Linked DNA regions of Homo sapiens: region 2 is linked to region 1. Evidence: read pairs that join two places in POLR2A ChIA-PET (ENCODE). Cell type or tissue: Panc1. All regions are shown on one strand. Each heading gives the region's core, and the rest is flanking DNA. Links, peaks and the distances in the headings are about the cores only.

Region 1 (6,072 bases), core at 738-5,737:
GAAGGACAAGGTCTGTCATAATGAGTCTTCTTCAACTGTAGGTCACCTCCAGCGATGCATCCCTCTGCTCCTTCAGGGCAACACAGACTATTTCTCGGTGTAAACGTCTTTTCTTTCTACCCAAATGGCACCTCAAATCCAGAGGTCTCTTTATTCTCCAAAATAAGATTATTATTATTATTATTATTTGAGACAGGGTCTCTCGCTCTTTTGCCCAGGCTGGAGTGCAGTGGGGTAATCACAGTTCATTGCAGCCTCAACATCCCAGGCTCCAGCCATCCTCTTGCCTCAGCCTCCTGGGTAGCTGGGACTACAGGCACATGCCACCATGCCCTGCTAATTTTTTATTTTATTATTATTATTATTTTAGAGATGGGGTCTCTCTGTGTTGCCCAGGCTAGTCTTGAACTCCTGGGCTCAAGAGATCCTCCCACACTGGCCTCCCAAAGTGTTGGGATTATAGGCATGAGGCACCATGCTCAGCAAAGAATTCTTGATCAAATCCAGAGCTCCTGCCTCTCAAGAGGTGGTCCAGCCTGAGCCAGGTCCTTCCAAGGGGTCCAGGTGGCACGCGGGGGTTCTGCTAAACTTCCTGGTGGGAATGTGGATCAGTCCTTCCCATCCTGTAGACCAAAAAACAGCATGAGAATTAGATTCTAGCTTCTGCCCTTTCAGGGGCTAGCATCACATTACTGTCTTTGGTTTATAATGCTTTAGCTGTTGAACAGAACATATACTTCAAAAAGCAGTATTTTAGTTAAGTGTCGGGGGTGGGGGTGGGGGAAAGCCTATTTATACCTCTCAAGGAACTATCCATCCACTGAATCATCACCAGGAACCCTCCTACACAAATCCCACTACGAAATCCAGAGCTGATTTTTTAAAATGCCACTGAGTGCAGCCAGTCCAGAGGAAGTGGAAAATTCTGTTTTTCAGCAGGTCACTATTATTTCTGTGATTTATGGGGCAGGGAGCATGGGGGTGGTAGATCACCCACTTTATAGTGGAAAGCCGAGGCACAGAGGGTGCCGGTGTTCTTGCTACAGAACAGCAGGGCTCTGGTCCCTAATCCTAATGTTTAGGATTTACTAGGAACTTCTCTCTGCTTCTGAAACACCCTTAACAATAAATTAGGAACTTACTCAGAGTGGATAGCTCAGAGGAAATGGTAAGACACCATTAAATATATTTATTTTTCCCTAATTCTGATAGCAAATAAATTAAGATGGAGTTGGACTCACGATACTTTCCTTGATGTTCACCCCTCAACATTACCTTCCATTACTGAGTAACAAATATATTGAATAGCACCAAATGCCTTCAGGAGAGTGCCCTATTTTAAAACTGATGAGTCTTAGCAGTGCAAGTCAGGGGCCTTGTATTAGTCTGTTTTCACACCAATATAAAGAAATACCTGAGACTGGGTAATTTGCAAAGGAGAGAGGTTTAATTGACTCTCAGTTCCACATGGCTGGGGAGGCCTCAGGAAACTTACAATCGTGACGGAAGGCAAAGAGGAGGCAAGGACCTTTCTCACATGGCGGTAGGAGAGAGAAGAGCAAGCAGGGGAAATGCCAGACACTTGTAAAATCATCAGATCTTGTAAGAACTCACTCACTATCATGAGAACAGCATGGGGGAACCCGCCCCCATGATCCAATCACCTCCCACCAGATTCCTCCCTCCACGCCTGGGGATTATGGGGATTACAATTCAAGATGAGATTTGGGTGGGGATACAAAGCCAAACCATATCAGGCCTATTCACAGATACAGATAACATAGGCCTTATGAAAGAGGCTGCCCTCTGGGTCTCTGATTCTAGCAATCACTATCAATCCACAAGGAATACCTGGGCAACCACAAATCCATGCATTCACAAGTACCATATTGGATTAGATGCTGTGGATACAGGAATCAGCCAGACAGGCAAACCCCACCCTCACAGGCCATAATGGAGACATAACATGGATCAAAGGTTTCCTTAGGCAAGTATGGGGCCAGAGGACAGCAAGGCCTTGAGGGAAATGCACGATGGATTCTGGGGGCATTTGGAAACCAACAGGCCCCCTTCTGTCCCTCAAAAGACCTGGGGGCCCCACTCAACCTGGTGCAAAGGAATTCTCCTTCATGAGGGCTCTAGCTGAGGCCTTGGTGGGGATGTGTGCAGTGGCCAGGAAACCCAGAGAGAAGGGCACCAGTGGCCAGAGATGAGATAATGACACTGTGGTGTTATTTGATAAACACACACACACACACACACACACACACACACACACACACACACACAGGTTTTCGTCCTAAGTTCCTAGCTCATAACTCCCATAGCCCTTGTTACAGTCTTTTGCTATAATGTTGGGCCTCAGGAAACAGAATCCCTCTCCTGCCCTCCTTACACCTGCTCCAAGACAGGACTCTAATCTTCCCCACCTTTCTGACTCATGAGACCCTCCCCAGAGAGGAATCTGCCCTATACCTTGGGGAAGGAATGCTGACGTCATGAAGCTTCCATGAAACCCCAAGAAGTCAGGGTTCTTCAGGGAGCTTCCAGATAGCTGGGCACATGGAAGTTCCTGGAGGGTGGAGCATCCAGGGAGGACAGGGAAGCCCAGTGCCCCTTCCCCCACACCTCACCCTATGCATCTCTTCACCTGTATCCTTTGTAACAGCCTTTAGAATAAACCACTAAATGTGTTTCCCTGAGTTCTGTGAGCTGCTCCAGGAAATTAATTGAACCCAAAGAGGGGAGTCATGGGAACCCCAACTTAAAGCTGGTCGGTGAGAAGTTCCAGAGGCCTGGACTGGCCACTGGTGTCTGGGGAGGAGGGGGCAGTCTTGGGTACTGAGTCCTCAACCCATGGGATCTGATGCTATCTCCAGGTAGATGGTATCAGAGTTGAATTGGTGTCAGGGAGAAACCTGCACACATTCGGTCACCAATGTCTTCCGTGTTGACTGTTGTAGTGTGAGGGCAGAGGAAAAGCACGGTTGGAGAGAGTTTTCCCTACACAGTTACAATGAGAGCCCAGAGGGACTGACAAGAAGAAAAACGGTTCAAGACATTTCTCTGCAGATGAACTGGGACAGGAGAGTCTGCATTTTAGAGTCAACTAAAAAATAAAAGGATGAAAAATCAAAAAGGCAACCAATGTGCAGACACAGAAGTGCTTGTGTGCTCCAGGCAGCTCTCTGATTGGTGGCCAAGAAGGAAGCCAGGAGTCTTTGCCACAGGTGTTGCCAGGGCCCTCTGGACACACCCTTTCATTTGGACCTGAAAACACCCCACACAAACCCAAAGTTTTGCTGACCTTCCTCTGGTTTCGTTTCTCCACCTGGTTAGTGGCCCTCTGAGCTGTCTCGGAGAGAGCCCTTTTCCCCTGGGAGATGCATGCAGCTCGCAAATTAATTGGCAACAGCCGGGTGAATCACCCAGGGACTTCCTTCTTGTTGCCGGGCAACTGCATGCACTTGGCAGTGGGACATTAAACACAGAGGGGAATGCTGTGAGGCATTTGCAAAATAAAATAAAAAGCAAAACATACAACACCACAGACTCTCATCCCAGCAGGGCTGGCCCAGCCAAGGGATGTGTGGGGGGATGAGGGAATCCACACAAGGGAGGAAAATGAGGTTAGGCCATAAGCAGATCCTAACTCTCCCTCCTCCCCACAAATCAAACTCTTCTAGATATGGCATTTGTATTCCACTAAAGACACACCTCTATTAGCCTAGAGAAAGACCATAGGAGGAGCAGGAATTAGAAGGCATCTAGAGATCTGATCCCCTAGAATTACAGGGAAGCTTTGCAAAGCTCGCTACGGAACTACCATAGCTACTGATTATGCTTCTCCATCGTACATCACTCCACAGGTTAAGTCACCTGACTGAGGTGACACAGGCCCCTCTAGGGCAGGATCCTTCCATACCCTCCCCTCCACCCCCAGTCCCTTTCCACTTGAATATTTTCATGTCTGTTGCTATGGCCACTGGGAGTTGATTAGACAAACCCTCCCAACACATCGCCTTGCCCTGTAGACCATGTTTCTGGCCTTTTTAAAAAAACCCCAGACAGAAGTGAAATCTATGTACATTCTGTGTTTGGAAAAAAAAGATGGGGACAAGAAATGGAAGAACAGTAGCAAGAGGGCTCCTGTTGGGGGCTGAATAGTAGCCCCCAAAGATATCCACACCCTGATCCCTGCAAGCTGTGAATCCTACCTCATATGGCAAAAAGGCCTGTGCAGATGTGATTAAGGATCTTGAGAAGTTGGCCTGGACTATCCAGGTAGGCCCTAACTGTGATCACAAGTGTCTTTATAAGAGAGAGGCAGAGGGAGATCTGATCCCAGAGAGGTAGTAGGCAGTGTGATAATGGAAGCAAGAGGTTGGAAGGATTCAAGGAAGGGGTCAAAGAAAACAGATTCTCCCCCAGAACTTCCAGAAGGAAGCCACGCAGATGCCTGGACTTTTGCTCAGTGAAGCTGGTCTCCAGAACTGTGAAAGAATGAATTTGTGTTGTTTTAAGCCACTACCCTTCCCGAAGGCAGGACTAATCTTCCCCACCTTTCTGACTATAGGTCTTGAGACCCTCCCCAGAGCAGGACCCGCCCTATACCCTTGGGGAAGGAATGCTGATGTCATGAAGCTTCCATAAAACCCCAAGAGGACAGGGTTCTCTGGGGAGCTTCCAGATAGCTGAGCACATGGAGGTTCCTAGAGGGTGGAGCATCCAGGAAGGGCATAGAAGCTCCACAGCCCTTCCCCCACACCTCACCCTATGCATCTCTTCACCTGTAGCCTTCGTAACAGCCTTTAGAATAAACCACTAAACGTGTTTCTCTGAGTTCTTCAAGCTGGAGAACCATCTTCTTCCTTGTCAGTCCCTCTGAGCCCTCATCGTGACTGTGCAGGGAAAACTCTCTCCAACCATGCTCTTCCTCTGCTCTCACCCCACAACAATCAACACAGAAGATGTTGGTGACCAAATCTGTGGGGATTATCCCCCCGACACGGAGCTGCGGACACCTGCTGGGTGTTCTCCAATTCAATTCTGACCACTGAGTTTGTGGTCATTTATCACACCAGCAATAAGAAACTAATCTTGTCAATACAGTGTATTTTCCGAGAGCCTTTTGAAGAGAGTATCATAGGAGAGATATTGGTAACAGTGAAGGGGAGCTGGGCAAAAGGGGTGGGAGCTGGAATTTGGCTTGGAAAGCTCAAACCAACACCCTGCAGCCTCAGCAAGAAAAGAGCAGGTCTGTGAGAGCATCTAAGGCAAGAAGTGGCCCTGGCTTCGAAGTGGAATGTTAAATTAAACCATTTGCTGACTGATAACTTGGGCAGGTGGCTTCATCTCTGAAAGCCTCAGTTTCATCATTGCAAAATAGAGATATTATTATCCACCTTGCAAAGCTCTTAGGATTAAATGAGATAATACATGAAAAGCAGCTGGCACATGGTAGATGCCAAATACACCACAACCCTTAGGAAAGAGTAGGTGTGCACAGATGAGCATAATCTGTTAGTTGGCCACTCCCGTATCTATTCTACCTTTTCCTCTTAGTAACAGAACTCTAATTTGGAGTTCACACATTGCAGATCAGAGTAAAAAGACTACATTTCCCAGCCTTCCTGTAAGTGAGATATGACCATGTGACCAAGATCTGGCCAAGGAGATTAAAGCAGAAGTGTTGCAGGACTTCTGGGGAGGCTGCTTCAAAAGGTGCTGGAAGGAGCCCAGTTTTTACTTGCCTGCCTTTACTATCTTCTGCTTTCAATGAGGACATGATGGCTGGTGCTCCAGCAATCATCTTGGACTCAGGGACATGGAAAATGGAAGGCATGCAGTCAGATGGTCTAACAGGAAGATGGGAGCCTAGATGGCTGACAACTCCACAGCTATCACGTTAGCCTTAAATGGCCTCCCTCTGGATTTCTATGTGAGAGAGAAATGCTCTTCTGTCTTAGTTAAGTCATTGTTGTGTTGTCTTGGATTTTTTTATTTTTTTTAGACAGAGCCTCACCCAGGCTGGAGTGCAGTGGCACAATCTCAGCTCACTGCAACCTCTGG
Region 2 (6,072 bases), core at 367-5,366, 260 kb before region 1:
GGGGTCCCAATCCAGACACCAAGAGAGGGTTCTTGGATCTTGCACAAGAAAGAATTCAGGGTGAGTCCACAGAGTAAAGTGAAAGCAAGTTTATTATGAAAGTAAAAGAATAAAAGAATAGCTATTCCATAGACAGAGCAGCCCTGAAGGCCGATGGTTGGCTTTTTTTTTTTTTTTTTTTTTTTTTTTTTTTTTTTTTTTTGAGATGAAGTCTAGCTCTATCGCCCAGGCTGGAGTGCAGTGGTGCGATCTCGGCTCACTGCAACCTCCACCTCCCGGGTTCAAGCGATTCTCCTCCCTCAGCCTCCTGAGTAGCTGGGATTACAGGTGTGCACCACCATGCCCAGTTGATTTTTGTATTTTTAGTAGAGACGGGGTTTCACCATGTTGGCCAGGCTGGTCTCAAACTCCTGACCTCGTGATCTACCCGCCTCAGCCTCCCAAAGTGCTGGGATTACAAGCGTGAGCCACTGCACCCAGCTGCCCATTTTTATGGTTATTTCTTGATGATATGCTAAATGAGAGGTGGATTATCCATGCCTCTCCTTTTTAGACCATACAGGGTAACTTCCTGACGTTGCCATGGCATTTGTAAACTGTCATGGTGGTGGCGGGCGTGTAGCAGTGAGGATGACCAGAGGTCACTCTCCTCACCGTCTTGATTTTGGTGGGTTTTGCCAGCTTCTTTACTGCAACCTGTTTTAACAGCAAGATCTTTATGACCTGTGTCTTGTGCTGACCTCCTATCTCATCGTGTGACTTAGAATGGCTAACTGCCTCAGAAGCAGCCCAGTAGATTTCAGCCTTATTTTACCCAGCTCCCATTCAAGATGGAGTTGCTCTGATTCAAACGCCTCTGACACAGGTATCACGCTAGAGCTTTATGAGTTAATACCAGACTGTTGATTGGTCCTCATCACACCCTCAAATCAAGGCCTTATAAAAAGAAAATTTAGAATTATCACCTGTTTTAATTACATTTAGTGAAAATATCTATTTTGAGATATTAAATGATAATATAGAAATATTTATATTTCTCAAACATGAGCTTTAAAAAAAAAGTGTGAGAACTGCTGCTGAAGTGCCCAAGTCTCACCCTTCAAGCCTCTGGGTAGGTCAGCAGCCCCATTAATGAGATGTCTTTATCTCTCCTCCTCAGTGACACCGTGAGGCAAAGCTAAGCAAGTCAAAATCACTTAAGAGGCAGTTATTTCATCTCTGACAATCAAATCTTGTTCTGGACAAAAGAGAACACTTTATACCATGAGGCATTTTATAGATAAGCTGCTGAGAACTCCCAGCACCCACAGTACAATCAGGTTCATCAGCTGACCTTTTATCTTCCCGTGTGACAAAGCAGGGACAGACCCTTCCCAAGGACACAATGTGATCATGAGCGGTCCAGTCCCACGAAGCCTGGTCTTCACTTCTTTTGCCACCAGCAGGGTGGTTGTATGGGGGGGTGGGGGGTGGGGGCAGGGGGAACAGGGATAGAGGCATGTAGGGCTTTGGGGGATTAGTCAGAGCCATCAGTCACCTAACACTTGAAGAGATCTTCTAAAGGAACAAGAGACAACGGAGTGGAAGGAGAACTATCTAGAGAAGAAAGGAAGATGGTAATAGCTAACATTCCTTGAGTATCTACAACATGCCAGGTATGTTCTAGGCACTTCGCATGCCTTGTCTCAACCAAACAACAGCCTGATGGGGAAAAGGCACTAATATCTCAATTTTACCTGTGGAGAAACTAGGGCAACAAAAAGTTAAGTCAAAAAGTCAGTATCAGATAGTTGGTAAACAGCAGAGATGGGATTTGAACCCAGATAATCTGGATCCAGACTCTGCCCTTGAATTCTCCGGCCTCCCCAAGTGTGGTGGTGTTGGAAGTGAGATAGAGCAGCCCCACTGTGCCAAGTTTTAAGTCTTTCTTCAAGGGCGTGCAATGGAAACACTACAAGAGAACGGCTTGCACCGAACACATTTTCAAAGTCCTTGAATAAAGGCTGTCTCTGCCCTTTTTCCTGGGCCCTACTCTCACCCTAAACCTCGGTATCTTCTGCCCCACCTGCTCCCACACGGTGGCTTCTCCCCCAACATCTCCAATGACAACTAGGTTGGCAATATTTGGGATCCATTTGTTTTCGATTATACTACACGCACTCACACCTCCTCCTTGGTCATTTCGTAAGAGGTCTGGAGAGGTTTTGGAAAGCATTCATTCCTTCCACCTCATAGAACCTTCTCCTTCCCATTAAGAGTGGCCACCCCAAGGGTATATTCCACTAGGAGAGGGGCTGGGGCTTCCACTGTGAGAAGGAGGAGGGGGAGAAGAGGGAAAAGAGGGAAGAAAAATGGAAAAGGAGGAGGGGAGGAGGGGAGAACAGAGAGGAGGGGAGGAGGAGAGGTCGGGAGAGGAGGAAGGGGGAGGGGAGGTGGGGAAGGGGAGGAGGAAGAGGTTGTCTCCTCAAAGGAAGAGGCTTTTCCCATGGAAATGCACTGTGGCTGGTGCCCATTAGCATCCCTATGCATAATAAGGGTTCAGCCTATTGTCATGCAAATTAATTCAGATGACAACACTCTCTCCTCGACAACACTGCCCCAGCACAAGGAAGTTTCTCACACTGTCTCAGCCAATACTAACCGGCCTCTACGCCATCTTTCATAATTATTTTTCTCCCCTTCACTCCTGCAAGGTTTGTTCTCAGCTACATCCCCCTTCACTTCCCAGCTGCTGTTGGCTCCTTTTCATCCCGGAACAGTCAACATCATCGCCATAAACAAAATACAATGTTTTTTAAAAATGAATCAAAACCAGGGGAAAAGTTACATTTCAGATCAATGCTGAAAACGAAGAGTTTGACTAAACAGAGAAACCAAGTAATTTCCAGGCTTCCACGGAGCAGCGACTCCTCTGTTCCCTTTTCCCATTGTGGAAAGATTCCAAGCAGCATCTCTTCTCTCCGGCAAGCAGCATTCTCCTGTGGGTCACTCGGGCCCTGATAAGACAGATCCTCTGTGTTTGACTATAAAGCAGTGACTCATCCTTGCCATTGTTTGTCCTGCCGACCTCTTAGTCCTGGCCACTGACCAAGTATTCCTGCTTATCCACATCAGCAGGCTTAAGTTCAGCCACCAGGCCACTGCCACCGGCTGAGGCCAGTTTTTACCCTGAAGCGAGTCCTCTGTCAACTCTAACCCAAGAGCCAAGAGAAAGAGCAAACAAGGGTGGCTTCAGACCAAGCCAGAAGGAGGTGACGGCAGAGCTACAGCTCATTCGTGCTGTAGGCGCAGCCTCTAAACCCTCTTTTCACCTCTCCACCCCATGGATATCCAGATACTTTGTCCCTAACCCTTTACTGGCCTGAGCATCTGATCCCTGCAGCCTAAAGTTAAGAGCTGGCACTCGCTCTCACTTCTGTAACTATGCCTTCTTGTTCTGTACACAGCACACTAGACTAGTTTAAAGCACAGTTCCAGGTTCTGAAGATCGAGTTCAAATCCTGATTGTCTATTTTCTAGCTGCACAATCTTAGACAAGTTACTTACACTGTGTGCTTCAGTTTACTCATCTATAAAAAGGAGGTAACAATTGTTACACACCTCCCAAGGCTGTTATGATGATTAAACACATAATACATTGAAAGTGCTGAAAACGATGTCTGGTATGCTGTAAGCATTTTAAATAAAATGTTAGCAAGGGTTATTAATTAATTTTCCCAGACTTCACCTTTTTTTTTGGTTTATCTGACTTACTCCCCTTTCTAATTGAGCCAAGTTCACTCCTCTACTTATTGCTTCCAACCCTACTCCAGGCAGCCCCGTTCTGGTTTCTTTTGCTGTCCAAAATGTTTTGCAACAATAAAATGCATAATATCATGCAGCATTGCTAACACAGAAAGAATGTGACCCAGAGCCTACCCTTGTCCCAAACACCAAACTGGTCCCTGACAGTCCTGACATTTCTACCACACATTTGAGTAGATGAGGTAAGGAAAGACAGGGGCAGAGAAGGACACAGTAGAAATAAACTGCAGCTTACACATTATCTGAACAACAGAAAGGCTTTGTAGCCAGACAAATTATATGCAAATTATATGCAAATCTGAATGTAAATACTTTAGGCCCAGGGAGAAAATCCTTGAGGAGACATTCCCATTCCCTTCACCCTCACTTCCCAAGCTGCATTTTCTTTTCTGATTGGTTAGTCGGGAACTCATTATGAAGATTCCAAGGTGCATATAATTCTCTAAAGAAGTTCATTCTACCTGCTTGTCAGGGGTCAGAGGCTGAAGAGACCTCAGGAAGGCAACATTACTGCAGCTTACACCTCCAACCGAAGGGAGGGCTACGTCCATTCAACTCCAAGCCAAGACAAAGAGGAAACGGCCTGGATGGCTGTGGACTAGCTAAGAGCTAAAGAAAGGACAGACCCCCTCAGGGACCTTGGGCTGGGCTGGACAGGGTTACTTGCCTGGGGAGCTAGGTGGCACGTTTCTTTTCTTTTTTTTTTTTTTTATTATTATTATACTTTAAGTTTTAGGGTACATGTGCACAATGTGCAGGTTTGTTACATATGTATACATGTGCCATGTTGGTGGCACGTTTCTTAATTTTGGTTAGAGGACATGCACTTGCTGAAGCTCACTCTACCAGGATTTGCTCACATTGTTTTAGGTATTTGACCAAATTTGAAAGGACGCATACACTAATTTGCTTGGAGGTGGGAGCAGAAAGTGGAAAAGGGGGGAGAAAAACACAGCTACTTCATTCATTCATTCAACAGAAACTTCCTGGGGCTCTACTGAATGTTGGGCAGCACCCCCAGCCATTACGTAGGAGCTTTCATCTAAGCTTCTCAGAAGCTAAGCATTCCACACTGAGAAAACTCAGTCTCAGAGGGCACACCTTGCTGTAAGTTTAATGCCAGCATAGTTGCTGAAAGAAAATCAGATCTATAACTACATTGCTGTCATGAGTGAGTGGTTATGGTTTACCTCTGCTTTCCTTGACCCTCCCATTGGAAATGTCCCCTGTTCCTTCCCTTCCGGGTGATGATCATGCCTTATATTTCACAGAGAAGATGGAAGCCATCCCCACTAAACCTACAGATGCAGCCCCACTTTAGTCATCTTCTCCTCCTCCTTCCCTGATGCTTCAGGGGAAAACAAGTCCCTTCTGCTATCAAAGACCAATTGCTCCAAATCCTCCCCAGGGACCTGCGGGCTCAGTTAGTCCTCTCTCCGGGGCACCTTCAAACTCCCTTTCACTTCTTGAGCCTTCTTGTCTGCATTCAAACAACAGGTCAATCAATATATTAAGTGGATTACCTGCATCATGCACTTAGATTAATGCTTGTTACATAGCAGGTGTGCCTAAGAGTTTCCTATAATCATTCTATGAAAAGCTGATCAATCTTACTAGTATCGGGAACAGGCATGAAACACCAATGAGATTTCATTTTTTTGTGCAAGAGCAGCACTGTCTGGCAGAACTTTCTGTGATGGCAGAAATGCTCTGTATGATCATTGTTAATATGATCGCCTCTAGGGCAATGTGCAGTTATCAAACATTTGGAATTTGACTGGTATGGCTGGGGAGCTGAATTTTTTTATTTTATTTCATTCTAATCAACTTATATAGCCATACATGCATAGTGCTTACTGTATTAGTTAGGTAACACTGTTCCAAATATCTCGCAAAAACTTTAAAAAAATTGGCATTACCCAGCATGGCAGAGAGTGTGGAAAGACAGGTGCCCCCATACACTAACAGTGGGTGAGTCAATAACTATGGTCCTTTGTAGGGCAACATGGCAATATTTGTCATTTCAAATATGCATTCTTCAAGTTCTCAGAATCTAGACTAAAATAAACTCATATAAGGGCACAAAAACTCATATAAGAGTAAGAAATTTGCAATTTGCACGTGTTTGTTTCCAATTTTTCCCTATTGCAAATTATTCAATAATGTATGCCTTTGCTTATCTGTAAACAGAAGATAATAACAGATAATAGGCTGGGTGTGGTGGCTCACACCTGTAATCCCAGCACTTTGGGAGGCCAAGGCAGGGGA

Evidence for each region. Peaks named below come from ENCODE experiments on the same cell type or tissue, not always from the same donor. Only the 100,000 strongest peaks of a DNase experiment are listed, where the experiment ranks them.
Region 2: POLR2A ChIA-PET joins it to region 1 with 10 read pairs; 2 of 35 experiments call an interaction of 5 or more read pairs at or near these places.

Annotation. Positions count from the first base shown.
Region 1 is chr17:72,404,194-72,410,265 of GRCh38, forward strand. LINC00673 (long intergenic non-protein coding RNA 673) reads right to left here. Exons shown (of 4, transcript NR_152516.1): 4 at 1-623. Among named protein-coding and RNA genes, the nearest start is that of LINC02003, 64 kb to the left of the region's middle. In Panc1, for the core only: no CTCF peak of the experiment used is centred there; no DNase peak of the experiment used is centred there; H3K4me3 peaks cover 407 bases; H3K27ac peaks cover 3,775 bases.
Region 2 is chr17:72,148,652-72,154,723 of GRCh38, forward strand. No RefSeq gene overlaps it. Among named protein-coding and RNA genes, the nearest start is that of SOX9, 31 kb to the left of the region's middle. In Panc1, for the core only: no CTCF peak of the experiment used is centred there; a DNase peak (open chromatin) is centred at 3,140; H3K4me3 peaks cover 1,045 bases; H3K27ac peaks cover 4,705 bases.